Linked DNA regions of Homo sapiens: region 2 is linked to region 1. The links are chromatin loops, found by intact Hi-C in ENCODE. Cell type or tissue: Caco-2. All regions are shown on one strand. Links, peaks and the distances in the headings refer to the core of each region. The heading gives the core; the rest is flanking DNA. Region 1 overlaps TTC21B (tetratricopeptide repeat domain 21B). Region 2 overlaps CSRNP3 (cysteine and serine rich nuclear protein 3).

Region 1 (12,304 bases), core at 1,916-6,915:
TTTTGATTAGGCAATTTGTAGTTGTTAATTCAGCCTAAGATGGCATCAGTCTTTTCAGCAGCCATGTCACCGTGTGAATTCGATTTTGATTTGCAGTCAAATGAGTCAACCTCATACTAACTGCTGTTAGCTCAGGTCTTCCCTCATCTGTTAGTTTCCTGGAGTCTGTTCTCATACTATACTAGACTTGTGCAAAGCACAAAAACTAATGATTTTTATAGTATTTTTTATTCTAAGGTGTGATATATCTTTCAGAATAAAGTCATCTGGTAAAATGAAAAGTCCTTAAATATCCTTAAAATATTAATTTTGACACTTTATTCCATAGAAGGAATGCACATAGAAGTTAAATTATTTATATATTCCATTCCTTGGAAGACCTCAGCAAATAAAGAGATTCCAAATGACTAGTTCTTTCATTGTGTCATCATTGTATTTTATAGATTATTTTATCAGTTCCTCTAGCTTTGCTTTGGTAATCATTTCTTTCTAAGGCTCTCCATTAATTCCTCAATTTCATCCTTAAGATTGTCATTGCATCTAACACCCTCAATGTGCCTGGCCAAATAAACAATGTATTTCACTTTTTCAGTTGTCAGAAAACCCTTAAAATCATGCTCATGGCCAGGCGCAGTGGCTCACACCTGTAATCCCAACACTTTGGGAGGCCGAGGTGGGCAAATCACCTGAGGTCAGGAGTTCGAAACTAGCCTGGCCAACATGGTGAAACTCCGTCTCTACTAAAAATACAAAAATTAGCCGGGCATGGTGGCGGGCGCCTGTAATCCCAGCAACTCAGGAGGCTGAGGCAGGAGAATTGCTTGAACCCGAGAGGTGGAGGTTGCAGTGAGCCGAGATCACACCACTGCACTGCAGCCTGGTTGACGGAGTGAGACTCTGTCTCAAAAAAAAAAAAAAAAAAATCGTGCTCATGCTCTTTCCATAGAATTCAGGGTTGAATATTGTCACTATAAGAGGCACCAGGATGAATGATGAATGGATAATTTGCTTGACTGCAGTAATCATTTATAAATAAATATATATACACACACACACATATATCTACACACCCACATCTACACACCGACATCATTTTGTATATCTTAAATATATACGAGGAAAAAAAGAAACACACTAGGAACAACTGAGATCCAATGAGAGAAGAAACTACTCATGTTTCACCCTTCATACCTATTCTCAGGTTATAGGACAGTCATTAGACTGTGTAGAATGTTTGCATTCTCTCGCTGTCTCTCCTGATTGCATATAGTTGAGTTCTAATAAGTTTGGCAGGTGTAGTGCAGCTGCAGTGCACATTTTCTTTCCCCTTCTTAGGTCTTTATTTCCTCTGAAATTTTTGTACCAGGTCATGTATCAAGTTTCTTCCAGTGTTAAAATTCTGTGATTATAATATAGTGAATGCTTACATTAAAAAATGCTAATATTTTGTGGTATTCTAAGGTTTTAAAAACCATTTCACAAGTATTTTATATGATTTTTAAAATTATACTAAGAGTTAGAGGGAGGAGTTGTTATTCCTGTTTTAGCGATGAGGAAACCTGAAAATGACAGCTCAAGCCACTTGCGTAAGATCCCAAAGCTAGTCAAGAAACCACAAACCAAAACTGAAATCTTGACTAGTTCCCATGTAAGTATGTTTGGCATGACATCTTAAAAATTGCTTTACTTTTTGAATGTCACAAACCCTTTTAGTTCATTTTAGAATTTGTTGGTAATGACATTAAGTTTACCTCTCTGAAACTTCTTATTTTTGTCTAAAATCTGAGATGTGAGATTCTGCCATAGGCCCTGCCCATGTGTGCCTGTGTGCATGTGTGTGTGTGTAGAGATATATATATACACACCTATATAGACATACATATATATACACACACATATATAAACATACACACATATATATATGCAGTCATGTGTCGCTTAACAATGGAAATCTTCTGAGATATGCATCATTAGACAATTTCATCATTGTGTGAACATCTTAGAGTATACTTACACAAACCTAGGTGGTAGATCCTACTACACACCTGGGCTATCTGGTATAGCCTATTGCTCCTAGGCTACATACCTGTACAGCATGTTACTGTCATGAATGCTATAAGCAATGTGTGTATGTAAACATAGAAAAGGTACAGCAAAAATACAGTATAAAAATCTTTGGGACCACCATCATGTATGTGGTCTGTTGTTAATGAAACATCATCATGCAGTGCCTGACTATATATAAAATAGTGTGAATTTTAGATCATTTCTATTTCTTTCTTTTTACTACCATCTGATAATGTTAGCCAGTAATTCTTTTCAAACATTTAAAATTTTAAACATTTGTTTTGGTACTTTTATTAGAGCTGAAGAGCACTATTTACACTTCTTATTTCATATTTTTAAGAGGTAGAGTGAGATATTTTTTATTACACATTATTTTACATTGCATTATATCTTGTTTACTGCGTGCACAGCTGCTGTTACTTTTCTTGTCTTCTTAGTTTTCTCATTTTTATAGCATGTTACAAGAGAACAACATCCATTAAGAGGAATGTGTTAAATATTCTTCTAATTGTTGATAGTAGAAGTGTGGCATTTCACTATCAGTAATTGTGATAATTCTTACCAGTCATTGATGACTAATCTGCCTTCCTCTGTGTCGCTCTCCTATGTGCTCTGTCTTCTCACCATACTCCAAGTTCATTAACTCCCTGTGTGTCCTACCACTGGCCTTAATCCATGCAGTTTCCTCTGTCTGAGAGTGTCCTTGATTCCCACCCTAGCCTAGTTTATGCCTCATTCTTCAGATTTCAGACATCTCTTGATACCCTTCAGGTTCTTTATGGTAACTCACTTGGCCTGGATCTTTCTTTCATAACATTTATCTCAGTTTTGAAATTATTTACTCATGCAATTATTTTAAAATGTACTTTTTCTCCTAATAGAATGCAAACCTCATAACTGTAGGCATCAGTTTGCCTGTGTAAGTGCTAAATAAATCTGTACTGTATAAATGAATGGCTGTGTTGTCATTTACTGCCCTATGATGAGTTTTTACTATAACCTGAAATAAATGAGACTTTTCTAGTAAGTTATAGAAACCACACTTGTGGGATGGCAGCTTTCTAACCTATCAATGTATTCACTGTGGTCCTTTTTTCCAACTCCACTTTCTTTTCTTCTTACACTTCTTTTGTGTCACTCTGTCTTCTATTATCACACAACTTCTCTGTATAGCGTAGTTTGGTTGTTCATTCACCAGCCTCCCTTACCATTCTCTAGTGAGTAAGCAAAGAGAGGAGGAGGCAAGGAAAAGTAATAGTAGCAGTGTACTCCATCATTCTGTTTTATGGTTTTTGTCTTAACAGGATACAAACTGGCATTTAATTACTTAAAAGCAAAAAGATATGTGGATTCAATTGACATATGTCACCAGGTAAACACTTAAATTTAGATTTCTTAAAATTTTTCAGATGCACAATTTCCTACTTTTTTAAATCTCCAGATGTATGTGAATAGAAATAGAGGATACATTATTTTAGTTAAATGATTTATCAGTATGTTTAGGGAGATTATCAGTGTTCGAAATTTAGAAAATGATGTTCACCTAAATAAAAAACATGTTTTTACTTTGAGATCAAATAATAAAATGTTTATGTCAATTTAAAGACAAAGACCACTGAAGAGTACATATTAAACAATAAACCATAAAATATTTACATGTATGGAAAGGAGTAGGATTAAAGAGGTGGAGTAAAAGAGACTTTTACTTTAAAAAAAAAAAAAGACAAAGACCAGTGGGAGAAACATGTTAAATAAAATGTAGTCTTTAAGTTAGAAGATATTTGAAGACAGTATAGATTCTCCAGATCATTATTCTGATTAGAAGTTCTTGTGAATGTGTCTGAATCTGGTTATTAGAGAATTCAGACTGATCAATTAGAGATAAAAAGGAATTCTATTAGAAGTCATTCAATTGCATTCTGTAATTCATCCCCTAGTAAATGATCACCTACTAAAATGACAAATATTTAAATTACAGTTTTAGAATTTGTAGAGTCTCTTTATATATACATTGTCCCATTGATATTCCATATAAGACATTCTATTAAACATTGTAAGGACCTCCAAGAAAAGTTCATTAGAAAAGAATTTTGTAATGCCCCTTATCCCACACAGCAATCTGTTAGCATCATTACAGTAAATACTTGGCCTTAGTAATTGCTGTTGATTACTGAGTCTCTGTAAAGCAGTATTTCAGTCAGGTTAGGGTTGTGTGTTAATGTAAGGCTATATATTAGGATCATTTTTGGAGTTAAAAAAAAAAACTAGCATCTCCCCACTCTTAGACTCAGTAGAACTAGAAATACGTATGTCTCAAGATCATTTCAGGTAAAGCTAATGTGTGCTGCTGTATAAAAGTCACTCTCTAAGGGTTTATCAGATATTATGAATGAAAAGCTAAATTACAAAAATATTTTAAATCATTGATACATAATTGTTTTATACAATTCATCTATTAGGTAAGCAGTTGTTTGTTATATTTTCTGCATTTGATATTTACATTCTATTGTTCTCATCTAACTACCATTAATATAAAGGAGTCATCATGTTACATTTAAAATGCCACCATTAAAAAGTGTTATAGCTGTTGTAGTATTAGTACAAGGAAATCTTAACTGTAATGCTCATTTCTTATAAGTTTTGTAACTCCGTAGTTTTTGATTATTAGTTACAAGTTTTTATGGGTTCTTTATTTGTTTTGCAGGTTCTTGAAGCACATCCAACTTATCCAAAAATCAGAAAGGATATACTTGATAAGGCCCGTGCGTCTTTAAGACCTTGAAAATAATTTTAACTTAGGTGTTGGTTTAACAGGAAATGAAAGAAATCTAACTTTCAGTTCTTCCTGTTCAAAACAGGTTTGAGCTCAGTGCTTTGTTATTAGAAGTATACCCTTTTTTCTCCAGCAGAGGTTGCTGCTGTACATCAAGAGAAGTACTATGTGAAATTGGTGTTTCCTAATGGAGTTGAATGAGAGCTGGTCTATTTGACTCTGTTTTGATTGGGTACAGATTTGGTGACTCTGTGGTAAAGACTATAATTATTTCTATAAAGAATATTTTGTTAAAATCTAGGTAATTAAATACCCTGTATCTTTTCTAAGGAATATTATTTCAGGAAATATATTTAAAATGCATTGTTCTCTTTTAAAGTGTTTTTGTTATATTCTTTTATTTATTTATTTATTTTTAAAGACAGAGCCTTGATCTGCCGCCCAGGCTGGAGTGCAGTGGCACGATCTTGGCTCACTGCAACCTCCGCCTCCTGGGTTTACGCGATTCTCCTGCTTCAGCCTCCCGAGTAGCTGGGACTAAAGGCATGTGCCATCACACCCGGCTAATTTTTTGTATTTTTAGTAGAGATGGGATTTCACCGTGTTAGCCAGGAGGGGCTTGATCTCTTGACCTTGTGATCCACCTGCCTCGGCCTCCCAAAGTGCTGGGATTACAGGCATGAGCCACCGCACCCAGCCTGTTTTTGTTGTATTCTGTGTTGTTTCAAAAATTGGAATAAATCTCCCTGTAAATAACTCATGAAAAAGACAATATATATATTTTAAATATATATTTTAATAAAGGTTTTATAAATAGATGATTTATATTCCTCTTGGAACTCAAAAGATGTGGTAAGTTTTGCAAATCAGGGTAAGCTCCCCCTGCATTCTGTAATGTTAATGGGTGGTGGTATAGTACAGAAAATGTAACTTTCATTGAAAAATCTTTTTTAGAAAAGGGTAGAGTGTGTGTTTCCCTTTCCTTTCTTGAGCTCATTCTTCCTGCTTTCAAGGCCATTGTGGTCTTAAGAAATAATCAGGTCCTGAAACCTCAATTTAAATAGGTCCCTTATTAGGGATATTTAACCTTAGCCTAGAAGACTTGGTCTGCAGGTATAATTTCAGACACTGTAACATTTGATGGTAAAGGGTGACCAAATACTTTTGGTCAGCAGGGAGTCACAAAGCACACCATGTGAAGGCAACGGTTTACCCAGCTCTGTTTAACAGCACCCTGGCATAGAAGCTTTCACTCTCTTACACTAAATTTAACCTAATCTAAACTTAATCCTTAGCATTATTTTTAATTTCTCATCTACATCTTTTTCAATTTTCCTTAAAATTGTAGTAAACACAGTCCTCAATTTTATTTGCATTTACAATAAACAGTATTTATAAGTCATTTGCTGCTTTTTATTAAATGTCCTGTGTTTGTTTTGAACTCCATTCTCTTGTTTCTGATCATTTCTCCCATTTTTCAAAATCCCTTTAATTTCAATTACGTTATAAAATTCCAATTATTCTTCTTTTCACTTAGCAAAACAGTTTTTTGTGGGGTTTTTTGTTGTTGTTGTTCTTTGAGACAGAGTCTTACTCTGTAGCCCAGGCTGGAGTGCAGTGGTGCGATCTTGGCCCACTGCAACCTCTACCTCCTGGGTTCAAGCAATTCTCCTGCGTCAGCTTCTTGAGTAGCTGGGACTAAAGGCACACGCCACCACGCCTGGCTAATTTTTGTATCTGCAGTAGAGATGGGGTTTCGCCATGTTGGCTAGGCTGGTCTCGAACTTCTGGCCTCAAGTAATCTGGCCGCCTTGTCACCTAGCTTTTATTTATGGCATTTCATAGAATGTTTAATAATAGAATTTATAAGTCACTTCATATATGTTAAAATACTTTCATATTCCTTACATTTGATCTTCACAAACCTAAAATGCCGGCATTATTATCCCTGTTTTACAAATCTGGAATCGTGAAACATTACCTCTTTTTCTTTAATTCAGGTGGAGAAATATCTTTCAGCCTGAGTGGACATTTTTAAGGACAATGCTATGGACTGAATGTTTGTGTACCCCAAACTTCGTATGTTGACATCCTAGTCTTTAATGTGATAGTATTGGGAAGTGAAGCTTTAGGAAATAATTAGGTCATAAGGCTGAAGCCCTTGCGAGTGCGATTAGTGCCCTTAAAAAGAGGATCCCAGAGAGTTCTCTAGCTATCTTTCTACCATGTGAGGACAAAATAAGAAGTCAACTATTTGCAACCCAAAAGAGGGTCCTCACCAGAACCTGGTGGTGCTGGAACCGTGATCTCAGACTTCCAGCCTCCAGAACTGTGAGAAACAGATTTCTTTTGTTGATAAGCCCACCAGTTTATGATATTTTATTATTGCAGCCGGAGCTGACTCAGGCAGAAATCACATTAACAGAATGCCTTTAGTAGTTCCAGTGAACTTGTGTCATGGGATGCTGGAATCATGGAAATTGGATAGAGAAATAGAGCATCTGTTCTCTCAGCAAGACATTTCCAAATCAGTTTTCCTATCTGTAAGAGGAGAGGAAGGTTTTGTTTTTGTTTCTTAAGCAGCCATTTATTTTGCACCTGCCATTTGTTAGATGCTATTTTAGGGACTTTCCTTACTTTATGTCTTTTAATTTTCAGTCAGCTATTAAGAGAAATAATATTCCCACTTTTCAGATAAGAAAGGTGAGACCTGGACTAAATGATTTGCCCAGGGTCACAGAGAAAAGTGTCAGAACCTGAATTCCATACTGGCCCAGTCAACTTCAAAGCCTCTGCCTTATTTATTATATTAAGATGCCTTCTATAACTAAGAGATAATGTTTCTGTAAGAAGAAGTGATCTTTTCTACATCTGGCTAGCAGAAGAAACTGGTGTATCACAGAGATAGCTAAATAATGAAGAACAAGATGGACTGAGTGGAATGAACAGCTGTTACAAATGTAGAAACTATTAAAGAGCAGTCTAATTGAGGAGCACTATAGTGTAGCAGTCAAGAGCATGGATCTGAAATCAGACCAGCCTGGATTTAAGTTTTGGCTCTACCATTACCTAGATGTTTCATCTTTCTCCAAGTTACACACTCTCAGCCTCAGTTTTCTCACCCATAAACAAGCATATAAGGATAATAACCTGCCTCAGGTTGTAAGGATTAAAGGGAACTTATATAAAACCTATAATGAATCTGACTCACTAGGCTCTTAATAGTAGCTCCTCTTATAAGCAGAACAGGGCAAAGTAGTAATTGCAACTGAGAAGAGAAAATGCAGTTCAAAGCAAGATTAAAAGGATGAGTAAAGTCCCCTAGAGAGCTCAGCCCTACAGGATTTGAGATTCTCATTCATTCACACCTTCCCTCCTTCCTTCCCTTCTAATTTTTGTTCAACTACTTCCCTCTTTTCCTCTCTCTCTACCCACCAACCATTATGCTAGACTCCACATGCAGCATCTCATTTTATCCACCTGGAGCTTGCTTTTGCCCTACTCTCCTCAGTGGAGAATTCTCTTCCTCCTGTCCCTCCCTTCACCCCCGCTTCCTGTCTCTGAGCTTCCTTCTCCAGGTTTGCTCCTTTCCATCAGGTATCACTTTATCACCACCTCCTCAAAGAGGCCGTGTTCATGTCCAGGCCCACAATCTCAAGTAGCCATCCTGTGATTCTGTATCATATTATCCTTTTTAAACTCTATGCAGCATTTACTACCTCTGATGTTTTTTCTTCTTTAAGGATTTGATTGCCTTATGTGACAAGCCCAAGATCTGTGACAGTTGGAGCTCAAACTAGGCAGTCTTGATTCCAGACTGCTCTGAACTAGTATTTGAAGGAACTAATGAACATGACATGTTAAATGAAAGTTTGGGGACGTACACTCAGGATGGAAGCAGGGGGACACAACAGAAATGAAAGAATTTTCTGTAGATCTGGGATCTGGACACCTGCCCCCCGTCATGGTAAGGACACAGTTGTAAGTTTAATGTACTTTTGACCTTAATTCAGCTAGTATGGTGAACTGGGTCCAAGAGGAAATATCTTTCTTCCCCAGAAGTCAAGAACCTAGAGCAAATCTGGAAGGCTTTTATGCATGGACAGCTGAGGAAGCAAGTTGAACTTTGCACTAGAGTAGAAGTAGATAATGGAATCACTATGGAAACCAAAAGACCAATTAAGAATCTGACAGGAGCTATCCTAGTTTGCGACTGGAGATGACAAGTGAATAGCTTTAAAATAGGATCATACAACAGCGTTCATGCTGACAGATTTTTTTAGAAGCAAGGTTGGCAAAGGTGCAAGGAAACCACCGCATTCAGACCGCTGCTCATCGAAGTGTAGCACAGCCTTCCTGAAGGGAATAACTTATAAACAGCAAAAAGCAAGTTCGAGAAGGCTGTTCTCTAAAAACAGCACAAAATAAGAGTCTCTCGTTTAACCAAGTGATCCCACGTAGAGAAATTTATCACAGGAAATATTCCGAAATTTCTCAAAGGTTTCCAATTTTAAAAATTGTAACTGAATTTTTTGCTGCTTTTGGTTATCAAAACATCCAACATGAGGTTGTCACATATGTAAGATTTGACCAATAATATAGTAGTAGGTAGTAATTGAAAACTATTTCAAGGATTTATTTATGTATTTAATTTTTTTGGCTCATGCCTATAATCCCAACACTTTGGGAGGCCGAGGCAGGCAGATTGCCTGAGCTCAGGAGTTCGCAACCAGCCTGGGCAACACGGGGATCCTCGTCTCTACTAAAATACAAAAAATTAGCTGGACATGGTGGTGTGCACCTGTAGTGCCAGCTACTCGGGAGGCTGAGGCAGGAGAATTGCTTGAACCTGGCAGGTGGAGGTTGCAGTGAACCGAGATCACGCCACTGCACTCCAGCCTGGGCAACAGTGAGATTCCGTCTAAAAAAAAAAAAAAAAAAGAAAAAAAAAATTTTTGAAAGATTTTAACTGCTAAAATGCTCACAAAATAAGTGAATAAAGAGGAAAATGTAACTGTTCAAATAATAATATATCCATTTGCCAAAACTATAGATGCATATAAGAATACACAAAACTAGATGAAACCCAGTTGTTAACATAGTTATATCTGAGTGATGAAATATTTATTTACCATTGTAAAAGTTAACTGGAATTAACATATATTCTACAATAAAAAAAGTTTTTTGTTGTTTTTTAGAGAATAGCCTTCTCAAACTTGCTTTTTGCTGTTTAAAGTTATTTTTCTGAACACAGACGAAGAGAAGAAGCTAAACAAAAGCTGACATTTCAACTCTCAATACCACACTTTACTATTAATTGTTAATGCAAAATGCAATCTATATTACTTCGATGGCCAGCGATAGAGATTCAGGAAGTGAAAGATGGAAATAAAAGCCAGAAAGTAGTAGTAGGAGTGGTAACAGAAGTGGTACTAGAACGTAAGAGTTCCAGAGGGGATGTGTAAGAGCATAGTCCTGCAATTACATAAAGGATTGAGAGCAAACCCAGTCCTCTGTAATTTTAGTCCATTATTCCATTAACAGAGTTTTAATGATGATTCTACCAAATATAATAAATTAAAAACCAGTGGAAATATCTGAAATCCTGCAGAGCCTCCACGTGTGGTCGTGCAGTGTGTGCACTGCACAGAGTGACCCAGCCAAGGGCACAGGAGATGGAGGCAGAAATCCTCCAAGTCTTACCACTCTGCAACTGCATCTCCATGCAGGAGGACTCCCTTTTCTAATTTGAATACAACTTTCTCATAGGCTATTGGAAGCCCTGCGAATGGAAGGAGAGGAACTAGAGTCAGTATAGAAAAGTTTTTAGAAATAAGGCTGAGGGTGAAGAGTGATGTGTCCATAAGGGTGTGAGAAGTCTGTCTTTTAAGGTAAGAGCTACTTGGGCATCTATGGAGAAAAAAAAAAGCCAGTAAATATTGAAGGTACAAGAAAGAGAGGAGGGGAAAACCTGAGTAGAAAAATGGTGGCATCCAGGGGGTGCACAATTTTTGCAAGGGGAGTGAAGGAACGAATGAACTGCAGAAAGACTCACTTGATATAAAGGCGGCTTCAGGAGCCCTTATGCTAATTGGCTCCAGTAGTTTTATAATGAATAAAATAGTCTTTGAGCTAAGGGCAATACCACTCCTTCATATGCACAGGATCTTGGACCTCTGTTTTCTTTGGACTCTGAGGTATTTTTCACTTATTTCCAGGTTCCTGGTTGTGGTTGTTGGAATTCTGCCTGCCAGATTAGAGGGGAGTTACTGTAACATGATAAATCCCAGTTATGATCAAAAATGTGCTACCCTCCTTCTAATGCTCCTCTTAAGAACCAGATGTTTTCTAGAAAAACGTTTCACTCTGCAATCTGCCTTAAGTGCACATCAATGAATCTGGCACAATGCCCATAAAAGCAATCTGATCCCATAAATGAGGGATGCGGAGTAATGAGCAGGTTCTAAATGTCTTACTTCCGAGTGGTATAACATGAGACTCGATGGCAACCCTTAAACCAGGCTGCTTTCAAATAGTATGTATGTTACATTTATCTTCCTTCAAACAAATTCTTTTGGCAATGTAAAAGAAATCCTGTTTTTTTTTTAAGGGGGTATTTTAAGAAGGTAATTACTATTTCCATTTTCACCAAAAGCAGCCTAGTTTTATTTTTAATGGGTAAATGATGTAAGAACCTTAAAAAACCACATGAAACACAGAGGACAAAGCTGCAAAATGTTCAGTAGTATCCTCACTTATTTCGGGTCAGGGCAATAGGTCCTTTTTCACAGTTACAGATTAAACTTTCTTTGAAAAACACAGTAAGCTTAAGAACTTTGAGGAAAAAGAATGCACTAAAACGCTAAGCAGTTACAAAAATGCTCTTTTCATACAGTTTAAGTTTAATATGTGAAGTTGCTCTAGTAAATACATAAAAACTCCTCCCTTACATAGTTTCCTGAAGAATTTTTTTGTCCAATTTTTCACATTGACTTAAGTTACAAATTGCAGAGGATAGATTGAGGGGGACTCTGGGTGGGTGCAAGTGCAGGATATTGAGAAATCGCAAGGGCAAAGTTAAAATGATTGAATACGTACCATGTGAAGAGTCAAGGTGAGGAAACGGGACAAACGACATGTCTAGATCCTGATGTCACTTACTTGTGTTAAACACATGAATCTACTGCCTTTTATAAAATGTATGTGCTGGGTGGTTGTTTTTGTAGATTTTTTAAAATGCCCAATATTCATTATTCAAGTTTCAATAAGAATGATTTTGTTTCTACAAAAAGGAAACAACTTTTTAATTTTTTATTTGGAAAAAAATTAAATGTACAGAAAGTTGCATAAATAATATTGCAAATACCATATATATTAAGGTAAACATTAAAATATTCCTAATATTTTAAACCATTTGCTTTATCATTTGTGCTTTCTGTGTGAGTATACGAATTTTATGTATAC
Region 2 (12,304 bases), core at 3,972-8,971, 300 kb after region 1:
GGGAGGTACTCAGGAAGCTTTCCATGTTACCTGCACTTGTGTGCCATTGTGATTAGTATTCATACAAGATGGCCAGAACTTGGTTTTGAATGCCTCTTGGCCCTAAACATTGATCATCATTTGGCATTTGGCAAAATGGTATAGTGGAATACACTAGTTTGAAAGTCAAAAGTTCTTCCCTAAGGTTAACTTTTAAGATGGTGTTTTAGTTATCAAAAACAGAGGAAACAACCAAGAACACGATACGGCTTTTAAAACTGTTGAAATTTGATCAAGTGCCTAGTGTAAGCCTACTTTTCCCTCCATAACAACAAAAGTACCAAGTGAAGTTAATGAAAAATTTATTTTACATGCTTGCAATTAAGACTAAAGAATAGTACTTAGCCTAATTCCTTGGACAATTTGCAAGACTTACCACATTGAGGAAAAAAAAAACAAAACACACATGGATCTAAAAGAATTAAAAATTATTATTATTGCATCACTGGAAGATAGCATTTTTTGTTTCTTCTTAGCACTTAAAAAGTTTCCCTTTGTCCTTTAGAAAGTTTCTGATTGAATAACAAAACAGATGAGGCAATGTAAATCAAAGGCTATTTAAGATAATGATATCCTTTTCCTTTAGAGGAATCATCTGAATAGTGTGAAGGAAAAGGGACTTTAAAAAAACATTTTCCCCATAAAGTACATTAAAATAGACATCAGAATAAAATATGGGCAAGCTTTAGAACTATACCCATCCAAGCACTGGGATCCTGCCAAAGATACTGCACAAAAAATAAAGGAGATTTTTAAAATTACAACAAGTAGAAAAAAATACTTTGGACATTCTTCAAAGTAAATCACCACCTTAGGCACAATATAGATTTTTACTATTTAAGGCAGGGACAGGCAACAATAGTTGTTAAGCCTGAAGCTGACTTTGCATTAAGCAGCAATTAGTAAAAAAATAATATATAGTGTAAAATTACCTGGACTTTCAAGTCTCAGTAAATGTTCTACGGAAATGTAAAACTTGTTCACAATAGAAATAAGTTGCACCATAGTCATACAATCTTTTGAAACTTGGACATTCACTGTTTAGAGGAGATTCACCCTTTAAACAAGTTTCACAAAAGTAGAGTCAGGCGGATCACGAGGTCAGGAGATCGAGACCATCCTGGCTAACGTGGTGAAACCCTGTCTCTACTAAAAATACAAAAAATTAGCCAGGCGTGGTGGCAGGCGCCTGTAGTCCCAGCCACTCAGGAGGCTGAGGCAGGAGAATGGCGTGAACCCGGGAGGTGGAGCTTGCGGTGAGCCGAGATTACGCCATTGCACTCCAGCCTGGGCGACAGAGTGAGACTCTGTCTCAAAAAAAAAAAAAAAAAAAAAAAAAGTAGAGTCATGATATTCCTGCAATCTACTCTGAACTGGTTACTAATGTATATTTACCAAAAAGCACTTCTAGGTATGCTACTATTAAAATAATTTTTAAGTAAAAATGTAGATATATTTTTCTAAATTTCTTTTGGAAAACGTTGCGACTAAATCAATTGATTCAATATTTCTAAACACCAATATGATATTCAGGAAGTTTAAAATAGCAATTAATTTGTAACAAAGTGATCACTTCATGATTCACACAAATTAGCACCTTTATGTCATTAGGTATAATTAGGTGCTTTATGCCCCATAGTAACATTGGCTCAGCAAACATTTCTTGGACACTTTCTATGTGCCAGGCTCCCCTTGTAATTGAAGAACTTATAGTCTATAGATGAGATAGAAACTCTGGATGGAGCAGAGATGAATAACTACTGCCTTAATTGCATAAAGTCAGAATGGAAAAATAGTAGAGCAGAGGTACAAAGATGGAAATTTGAAAAGCCTTAAAGGATATAAAAAAAGGGAGCTCAGAAAAGCACATATTGCCACATCATACCTGGGGATTTTGTGGAGACCGTACTTCTAGTTGGAATGATTCAAGGTACATATCTATTTAGCCACATATGGTTTGAACCTTGATGACCAGGCTGATTGCTTTCTCTACTTGTCCCATTCAAATTCTAACCATTAACTGCTCAGTATTACCTAGGATAACCTCCAATAAAATCCTGGCAGGTTTCTATTTTTGGAAAACACATCTTTTCCTCATCCATTGACACCTAAGATGTTCCATGAGGATTTTCTGTAACTATAAGTTTAAGCTGAACTTGCCTCATCAGCACCAGGGAATCAACTTGTGTGGGCTGAAAAATGTTAATATTAGCTATCATCTATAATATTCCTATTATGTGCCAGGTATGTATCATGTCATTCCCCTTTCATAAAAATCCCTTGATATAGAGACTAATATTACCACTTTCCCAATGAAGAAGATGAGGCTTACAGGTTTTAAGTACCATGTCAAGGCTACATGGCTTGTAAATGTCAGAGTACATTGTGTAAACAACTCCGGAGTTGGGACTTGAACTTAAGTTCTTAACCATTCCCTTATTCAGCCTCTTCACATTCCACGATATAGCTTGAAATCACATATAATATACAACACAATAAAAGCTTTTTCTATCAAGAAAACAATATACAATATTTTTCTGTTTTTTTTTCCTTTGTTCATAAATTGACCTAAATTTATAAGGTTTTATTGTATTAAATAAAGTTACCCAGGTTTGTTAAAGTAAGAATCCTCAGGCCTTTTAATATGCTAGTGTGCAAAAGAGGACCAGAATGATAAGCTATTCTCCAAATATGTTGGACTAGATCTCATTCTTACAGAGTCTTTTGATACTAGGTTCATGGAACCAACAGTCCTTTAGATCAAGTTCTTCACAGTATATGAGAACACCTACTAAAATGGTATTAGCTGCTTTGTGTATCTTAACATATTATATTAGTGAGATTTCAAAGAAATGGTGGTTGACGATTCAGCTGTCTTACTTTCCTTATTTATGATTAGGGAGAGTGTAAGACATGAGCATGAACACATGTGGCTAAATGCATTTCTAAATGAATATGTGGATTCATAAGCTTGCATGGAGATAAAGAATTGAGCAAGCAAAAATTCTTCCCATCTAGCATTGTGGTGAAAGATGGTAAATTTAATGCCAGGATTTGAAAATGAGATGGACCACAAGTCCCCAAATTGGCAAGAAGTATATGGCACCAATGATTAGTCAAATGCAACCAAAAAATTGGTCTCTGTGTTTTCTTTTGTATACCTGTTAGAGACTCCTCATTTTCCTATTTGATATAAAGTAAGTTCAAATTTCTGTTGATAGTTTAATATTATAGATTCTCATTGTACTAACAAAAGAAAATTTTCATTTATTTGGAATTCAAATGATTTTCAACATTCTGAACACAAGACAAACTAAAAATAAATTTTGCTTATTTTGTGTGTTCCTATACTATATGTATGTATCTGTCAGGAGTTCAGTACGTACGAGAAATATGGAGAAAGGTTTCTCTCTTTCTCTGTCCAGGAAAGTCAAAGTGATTTAGAATTGAATGTAAAGCAAAGTTCAAAATTGATTTCTGAATTGCTCTCAAAGGACAATTATTAACTATGTTAAAAATAATACATATTAACATTTAAAAAAGACAATAAAATTATAAAAAGCATATAAAATTATATATAAAAGTATATAATAGTAAGAGGCTATTTGGTGTTGGAGAACAGTTGGGAATAGTTTTGTCTTTTGCAGTAAGTGAATATCATGGTTGGACTAATAATTATTATGTCATGAAAAAAAACCTAAACTGACTTTCACCTTGCTCTATAAGGCAGTATGATGTGTACTATATTTTTGTTTCATGACAGCTATTGGCATTTTTAAGAACTGGCCTTTATAGTCATAAACTTTAGCTACTTGGAAAATCAGTTTATATCATACAGATTATTTTCCAACTCTACTAGACAAGGTATTACTATAGCATTACTATAGGTCTAATAAGATCTTTAAAATCATTTTACAATTTTATTGTTCTTATAATTTTTAATAAAATTGATGGAATTTTATGTAAATTCTAGAATAGGCAATAAAAAGACAATTGTTTTGTTTTCTTTTAAAATATTATATTAAAATAGAGAAATGTGATTGTTTTGAATACTCAATTATTTTGAGCATTTTCCTTCTACATGTTTCAGTAATTTAGTTTTGTTTTTTTTTTTCTATTTCATAGGCTCCAGAATTTCAGGAGAACAAATATAGCAATAATAAAACTTAAAACCTACACATGTGATTTTGAGATGACAACAGTTATTTGTAGATTTTAGACTATGTTCCACACTGCTAGACTGAGTAGAACATGTTTGCCCTGAAATCTTTTCCAAGCCTACAATATGGTCTCTAGTTTCAAGTGATGACAAAGACAGACTGGTAATCAAAGAGCAGGAAATTCATTTTTGAAAAATCCTCAAAGATTCCTTTGAAGTCTGATATAACACTATCTCTTTAAGTAGACTAAGTACATATCCCTAAAGATTTGTTTTTAGATCACTCTATTTATTCTTTTACTTCTCAAATTTGATTTGAATTGTATTTACACAAATGCATTTTTTCTATATACGTTTAGATATTCAGACCACAGACTTACTGTGTATATGCTGCTGAGATTTGTATGGAAGTAGTATGGCTCGAGCTATTGCAAAAGACTTCAAAGTTTTGAGTGAATCTGCATAGAGACATAAATTATCCAGGATATTCAAAGCCATAAATTAGCTGCAGGACATATATAGCTCTCTTGTGGCTCACAGAATCACAACAATTCTCTTTATTTCACATTTGTCTATTATCACGTTTTCTCCAAGAATCTTCATGGGCTTTCCTTCTTTGCCCACACTGTTTTTATTTCCATATTCAGAACATGCTCTGTGGTAGCAGTTGCATTTACAAAGTTAAAAGTACTGGACTACCTAAATGAATGTTAAACTTGGTTCTTTTCTCCCTCTCTGCCTAAAACACACGCAGGGATTAGTAGACACAAACTACAGGCGCTACTGAATTAAATATAAAATTAAACATTTTAAGAAAAAATTGTTGAATTAAATATGATTTACCACTGAAAATATTTTCTTTGGCTGCTTGAAATATATATATGTGTGTGTGTGTGTATATACATAATATATGCAATAATATGTATAACATACATATATTGTTACACATATGTGTGTGTATATATATATTGTTTTATGCATATATAAAACAATTATATGTATATATTTATTGTTTTATACATATATAAAAAACAATTATATATCTATATATAGGTATAAAAGCAAAGCCTATAAATATTGTTTGGACCAGAGGACAGCATATTCTGACCAACATAAAAAGAAAATAGCTAATTTAAAAAATAACCCTTTTACCTAAAGTCATTATTGAAAGTTTCAAAAGAGAAACACTTTAGAAGAAAATGTCAGTTTTTGAATTTTTTAAAAGCTCATACAAAACATGAATTCCTTTTCCTAAATTAGTCTCAGGATCCTGGATAAATGTCATAATGTCCCCATAGAGTGATAAAGGGTGAGAATCTGGCCCTGAATAACCACTAAGTGAATTTCATAAATATTTGAAATAATTGTCCTTCACTGTTTTAAATAGCTATCCTCCTGTTGTGGTTCCTCCTCAATCCCCCCTCTATTTTACAATAAAACATATTGTTGCCAAAATACCTCATCTTAATCATTATAATAAAATTAACTCCCTCTTTTCAGGGCAAAGAAAGTAATTAAGTTTAACTAAATATGTACTAGCTCTTTGTATGTAAGCTTCATAAAATTCATTTTTAAATATCTTATGCAAATATAAAAACATAAAGCAGTCATTTCATGGCTAAAAGCTATTTTTGCCTCTTCATCTTTTCCAACATATTTTCATACACATACAACCTGTAATAGACAGATGCACAGTTGATGCAAATGAAAATAACATTTTTTAATCAACATTGTAACTGCTGAATTGATATACTTAAGTGCTTTAATGATAGGAATAAACAGTTTGATTGTACTGTTTTAATTAAGTTTGTTTGAAAATATGTTTTAGAAATAAAAAAATATGAACAATAAAAGTGAGTACACATTTATTTGGTGCAGGACAGACTTTCCTATGATGTAATCACACATTTTACAAAAGTGTGATATTTCGTGCATGGAAAGAAGACTTTTGTCCTGTCTGTGACATTTATAAGGATCCCTTTACAATGCAGACTTAACTGAAAGGAAAAGTCATAGGAAGTTGAACACGTTAAATTCAAATAGCATTATCCAAAAAGTCCCAAAGAGAATTTATAACAATTAGAAAAATCAAAGAAAGGTTTAAAGGATCTAGCCCCAATAGAAGAAATTATTGCTCTGAGAAGATATTTGGCAATAAAATATAGAACAAAAACCCTCAAAACCAAAACCCTTCAAATGGAATGAAAATATACTTATTAAAATTGTCCTTATGCGATTGTGTGAGATATGAACAAAAGAACTCCATTATTTAATACCAGATACATCACAATAATCTTAGGCTAGGAACTCGGATCTTATTTTAAATACATTTCTTTAAAAAATGTGAAAATCCTCTAAAAGTTGTAAGCCTCAATATTTTTCTAGATGTTTCAGCTCAGAGATCTCTCTTCAATAAAGAACTTACCCCCGAAATGGAATTATTTAGAAGCCTAAACCCAGTTTTTTCTCACATGAAATTATTCTATTGGAACAAAACACCCATGTTTCAAGTAGAGAAATACGAAGAAGAAAATTAAAAAAATAAACTAGTTAAGGGAATCCTGAAAACCAGGAACACCCTGCCAATTGCCACGATGAATTAAAATAGCCAATGCCCATCAGTGTCTTTAATAGAAATAAAATCAGGCGCATCATGAAATGTCACCATACCTGCGTGCACTATATAACGACTACGGCACACACGCTGTAAAATCTTCACTCTCAGAAATAAAGCACACTTCATTTAACTGCTGCAAAACACTGCTGCAGAGAACCCCAGTACATTTTTTTCAGGCAACTGATCCAGCTTTCCACCAGCCCTGTGACCTTTGAACTCCCTTCTGCCCCCTCCTCTCGCTTCTGCAGTCAAAGCCTCCGAGCTGGTCTCATTTGCATAAGGCTCAGGCAGTCCTCCAGCAGCTGAAACGGAATGCTGGGTAAGGAATTGTGGAACTGCGGTTCTGCCAGGCTACCTGAATCACGGGAGAGCAGGAATACAGGATGGGGAGTGGGCACGGGTTTTACTGGGCTGTCAGCATCACATTTCCCTGTGTCTATTAATGGATAAACGATTTTAACGCTTTGTTTTAGAGTCCTATTCTCACTGCTTACTCCCTCCCCACCAAGAGAAGCTGTCAGCAGCGACTATGGTAACCAAGGAAACCCAAATAGTCAAATGCTTCATTTAAATACGTGTGGAAGGCCAATTTTAAATTTTCATTAACTTCCCTTGTTTTTGAAACACAGCTTTTTTTTTAAATTCAAATACATATTGCACGTATAATCAGGCACATGGGGTATTTCTTTTTGTTGCTGTGGTTTAAACAGCATCTTACAGGCGTAAATTTATATTAGTCACTACACAAATACATGAGGTCACTATAGTAATTCTGTAAAATGTTAAATGTGCCCAAGTGTCTTAGAGACTATCATCCTAAGTGGTGTCCAAAAATTAATTGTAAAGAATTTAGGTCCCAGGATGCCTTTAAAACAATACAGCAGTCAAAATGTAGAGCAAAGTTAAACTATGTATTTAAATCTAAAGATTCATATAGCAGCAATGCTTGTCTGTCTTTGGCAAAGATATTCAGTGTTGTGCTATTATTTGCTAGTTATTTCTTCCCTTATTTTTCTACACACAACAATCTCTCTATTTGAAACATAAACTTCTCTATTGCTCATAAATGGAAGAAGTGGTTATTTTCTACATAGAAAAAGTCATGTGTGTACATATTTTATAAATATACATAAAGACACATAATCTTTCTAAATGGTAAGCCAATGAAAATATGCATCATCAAATAATCTCTTCTCTTAAAAATTAAGCAAATTTGTTTTTCTCTAAATATCAATGAATAATATTTATAAAATAAAAGGTTTTGTGCAATAATCTTTTTCATGTGTCAAAAGAAATATAACATGAAAAATTAAAAGCACACAACAAATAAATACAGATATGTGTTACTAAAGTATAAAATACATTGTTCTAATAGTGTTATTTACATTTCAAAATTTCCTTGTTTTTAAATTTTTTAATTCAAATAATTAAATATTCCAAACCTTCCTTTTGCAGTATACTAACACACATCAACAAATTTTGAATGATATATTATCTAATTTATAAGACATGTAAACTATTGCAATACAGATTGTTTTAACACTGGAAAAATAATTTTGAAGCTTTTTATGTGAACTATTTGTCAGTAGTATTCTCTTTTATATTATTTCTGCATACACAGGAGATTAAAAATTATTGGATGAATTTATTTCTTACCCATAAATTTTTAAAATAGACTAAATAACTTTTCAGTTTAATATAATGATATCAACATTTCTCTGTCACATCTGACTACATCGACAATTTAATCGCATTGGGTCAATTCAAGTGCATCCTTAATATTATACACTACAAATATCTTGCAAAGTTTTTGTTTAAGGCAAAACACACCAGCCCATTCTAATTTAAATCCAGTCAAACACAAGGAAGTGTTGGAGTAATTTATAAAATCACCAACCTGTTCAAATAACTGTAGTCTTAGTCCTTGCACTCTTTATTCATTAGGATCCAAAATAAATGATCATTTTATCATATGTGTCAGCATCACCGAAGACACAGTTCTTCCTGGTTCAGAGGAATCTTCTTAAATTTCCCAGCCCTGTGTTTTATTGCTTGTACCATATGCTTTATTGTTCAGCAACAAGAGCTTCACTCTGCACAAAGACTCATTACCTACTGCTTGCTGCACGGCATCAGCCTCACTGAGGCTGCCTATATGTGATCACATGGAGTTTTGTCTGAGAGAGCCAGGCGTGCCACTGACTTCACTGTGTCTATGGATATTTTTATCATCTGAGGTCTACTAGGAGGAAGGAATAACAGATAAGGAAGCTGCTCTAAGTCATTAATGCAGCACAACTTATGGAAATCCCTTCACAAGATTTTTTTTTATTATAGAAAATGTTTGAGCAAGCTCCAAAAGAAGTTAACTAGATTTTATTTTAATAAGAGGTTGAATAATAATTTAAGGAAGGAGAACTTGCAAAAAGCCATTTCCTATCTCATATTTTCTGAAAGTACTTTTGTACAAATGTTATTAAAGAGCCTTGCGCTACTGAATGATTTGGCAATATGTTTTAACCATTAGATTGCTGGCATTTCTTTTTCTTGGTGTTTTGTTTTTTGTAAAAAGATAATTGCTGTTTCCTTCAAAATATCCTCAATTAAAATCTCAATCACTAAAAGATACTATATGTGAATAAAAATAGATATACTAATTACTTTTGATAAAGTAGATGAGAAGGTGAATCTTTTTTATTAATGTATATAGATGAAGTAGATGATTAATTTATCTTTTCAAAAGATGACACATTCCTAGAACAGCTGACTTAAAGGAACAATGCAGATTTCAATTTAAGTTCTAAAGGACATATGGTTTTTATTAATTTTTAAAATTGCGGTAACTTATTTTAGACAGCTTACCTCAATAAAACATATGATTTACCTTATCTGATTTCAATGTTAACAAGTAGTTTCAGGGAAAACTATCCAACATTTACAGGAATTTTCCACCACACAAATATTACATTAATATATATACAAATATGTGTGTGTATGTGTGTGTAGTCAGATTGCCTTTCTAAAAATTTTTTTAAATATATAAAATTATTTCTTAAAAACTGAAAATGGAATTTGGATTTCCAAATACAGAACTATTTAGTTATTGGAACTTATTTTAAAACATCGATTTCTTATCTCTTTAATGACTGTCTAAATTAAAATGATGTTTGAAAGCTTGTTACTTTTAAGTCTCAGTGAAAATCTTATGACAAATACATGCGAAGTGCAACAAAGAACACACACAGAAGGAAAAGTCAGAAGCACTATAAATACAGATGAGAAAATAAATTTTCTGAGTAGTTAGATATATAGTAACTTAACGGCACTTATAAATAATTCAGTAATTAAAAAGTGAATATACATATATATGTATATTTGCTTAAGCCTTCCATTAGTAAGAAATTCTTTTGGGGCAAAAAATATTATAACTCAAAATTTTTTGTGTGTCAATTGAAAGTTTTAAAAATAATTTAAAACCAGAATAGGTAAGTATGGTTAAGTAGCTTAGCTTTTAAATACAATGAGTTAATACCTTTCTTTATGATATTATTTGTAGGGTTAGCATTGATCTAGAATGTTTATGACTTAAATAAATGTTTATGACTTAAATAAATACCTTTTGATGGGTTTTTCTTAACATTGAAAGAAATATTCATATATGTTTTAGATACCACCATTTTAATGCATTTGTCCCAAAATGTTCATGTTCATTTTTAGCACAGCATTAGAGCTATGCTAAAGCTGCAAAACTTTGGGGCATTAAAAGAAAAGGGCTTATAGTATACTTCTGGGTTCTTAAGATATGTACATCCTAGTTAATATATTTGATCATGTCACCCATGCTAATGTACAAGGAAGTAAACAAAAGGCAGCCATTTTTTTTTTTTTTACTGCATTACTTCAAAAACATTGAAATAAAAAGGTTGCCCAATGGAAGGAAAGAATCAGCAGAAAACTAAGTTATTTGCAAGTTTTTAGAAAGTGAGAGTGGGAGAACAAGAGCTGAGAAATTGGGAAAAAAAATCCACATATATGTGAAATTTGTGTGTATATATGCAAAGGAATAATTTAACAATAAGAAAATAAATACAAGGAATATGAAAATAGCTAGCAATTAAAACACATTGCCAGTAAAATTGTGAGTCTCCAATGGGAAGTCTATAGTGTATGGTTTTAAATATAAGAAGCTGACAATTTATTCATGTTGAAAAAGATATTTAAAGGTGGATATCAGAACTAGAAAGAGATAGAATGAATCACGGGATGGTAATAATCTCTCCAGGTCGGCTATTCTCATAGATGACCTTGGTGAGTTATTCCAGTATCTTATGCCTTAGTTTTCAAGTCTGCACACCAGGAACAGAAAAGTCTTTGGAAAGTATGTCATGGAAACCTATAGCAATAATTTGTACTTCAGTTCTTTAAATTGGCTTTAACCAAGTATTGTCAACTAATATTAATAAAATGGAAAGATATGATATAAAATCTAATGATTGCTTAAAAGAATTTTTAAATAAATTATTCTAACAACACAGACAAACAAGTATAATAAGTAGATAGGATTTTTGGAAGTAAGAGGTGATTTTTTTTTTCTAATACATGCAGAAAAAATAGAATTAAACTTAAGAAGTACTATAATGTGAAATCTCATAAAATTGCCTCAGGATAAAAACAAATTACAAAATATGCCCACCCTTCTAATCAAAACTCTGGAATCAGTGAGATGGCAAGAGGATAGCCCCAGAGATTCTCAAATTACACAATGAACAATGGTGGCTCTGCTTATAAAACAAGTTTATGGGCCAAGAATTTTTTAAATATGAAATTAACAAAGAAACACAAGATCATAGCTTTAAGAAGCAAATTCCATCCAAGATTAAAAGGATGTTTTAATTTACTTTGGCATATTAAAAGCTGTGAATTGGAAAAAAATTATGTCAACTCTTACAATTGACTCTTTGTTAGCTTGTTTTTTCTCTAAAGACAAATAGGCCTCATAGAATTCTTTTATTTACTCCCCTTTCCTACAAAATAACCAAACCTTATCAGAAGTAATCCAAAATATTTGCTATCCAGTTCTTGCAGTAATTTAGACATGAGCTTATGTTAACTGGACGATCTCTTGAACATTCTACTGCATGAAGAAAGATTTACTAACACCATCACCTGTGTTTCCTGGAACCATATTAACTGGTATGTATACCACTTGCTACTATTAGATTCTCCCTTGATGAGGCTGGATTTTCTTGCTATATTTTCTTCTCCTTCACAACACATTCAGAGAAGTCAATAAATTGGCTACGTCAACCTCAAAATCCAGGACTAATTCAATTCAATTTAACAAACATTTATTGAGAAGATACCATGTACCAAGCTCTGAGAGAGTTGCTAGGGATATAAAAATGAAATATACACTGTTCTCAAGAAGATCATAGTCTCTTTAGCTTAAAATTAAAAAAATGTGCTGAGCATGTTATGTGAAAGTATTA

What was found. A loop is a pair of places that touch in the nucleus more often than their neighbours do. Peaks named below come from ENCODE experiments on the same cell type or tissue, not always from the same donor. Only the 100,000 strongest peaks of a DNase experiment are listed, where the experiment ranks them.
Region 2: it touches region 1 in a loop (3-fold over the local background); 8 of 110 quality-filtered maps call a loop at or near these places.

What each region holds. Positions count from the first base shown.
Region 1 is chr2:165,867,300-165,879,603 of GRCh38, reverse strand. It overlaps TTC21B (tetratricopeptide repeat domain 21B), which reads left to right. Exons shown (of 29, transcript NM_024753.5): 28 at 3,372-3,439; 29 at 4,772-6,242. The coding sequence ends at 4,849. LOC100506124 (a long non-coding RNA gene) reads left to right here and starts at 7,663. Exons shown (of 4, transcript NR_045375.2): 1 at 7,663-8,807. RefSeq lists an enhancer at 4,851-5,050. In Caco-2, for the core only: a CTCF peak has its summit at 4,964 (motif pointing right); no DNase peak of the experiment used is centred there.
Region 2 is chr2:165,568,996-165,581,299 of GRCh38, reverse strand. All of the region lies in intron 3 of CSRNP3 (cysteine and serine rich nuclear protein 3), which reads right to left. Among named protein-coding and RNA genes, the nearest start is that of CSRNP3, 110 kb to the right of the region's middle. RefSeq lists enhancers at 1-331, 332-849 and a silencer at 7,095-7,295. In Caco-2, for the core only: no CTCF peak of the experiment used is centred there; a DNase peak (open chromatin) is centred at 7,069; H3K4me3 peaks cover 1,587 bases.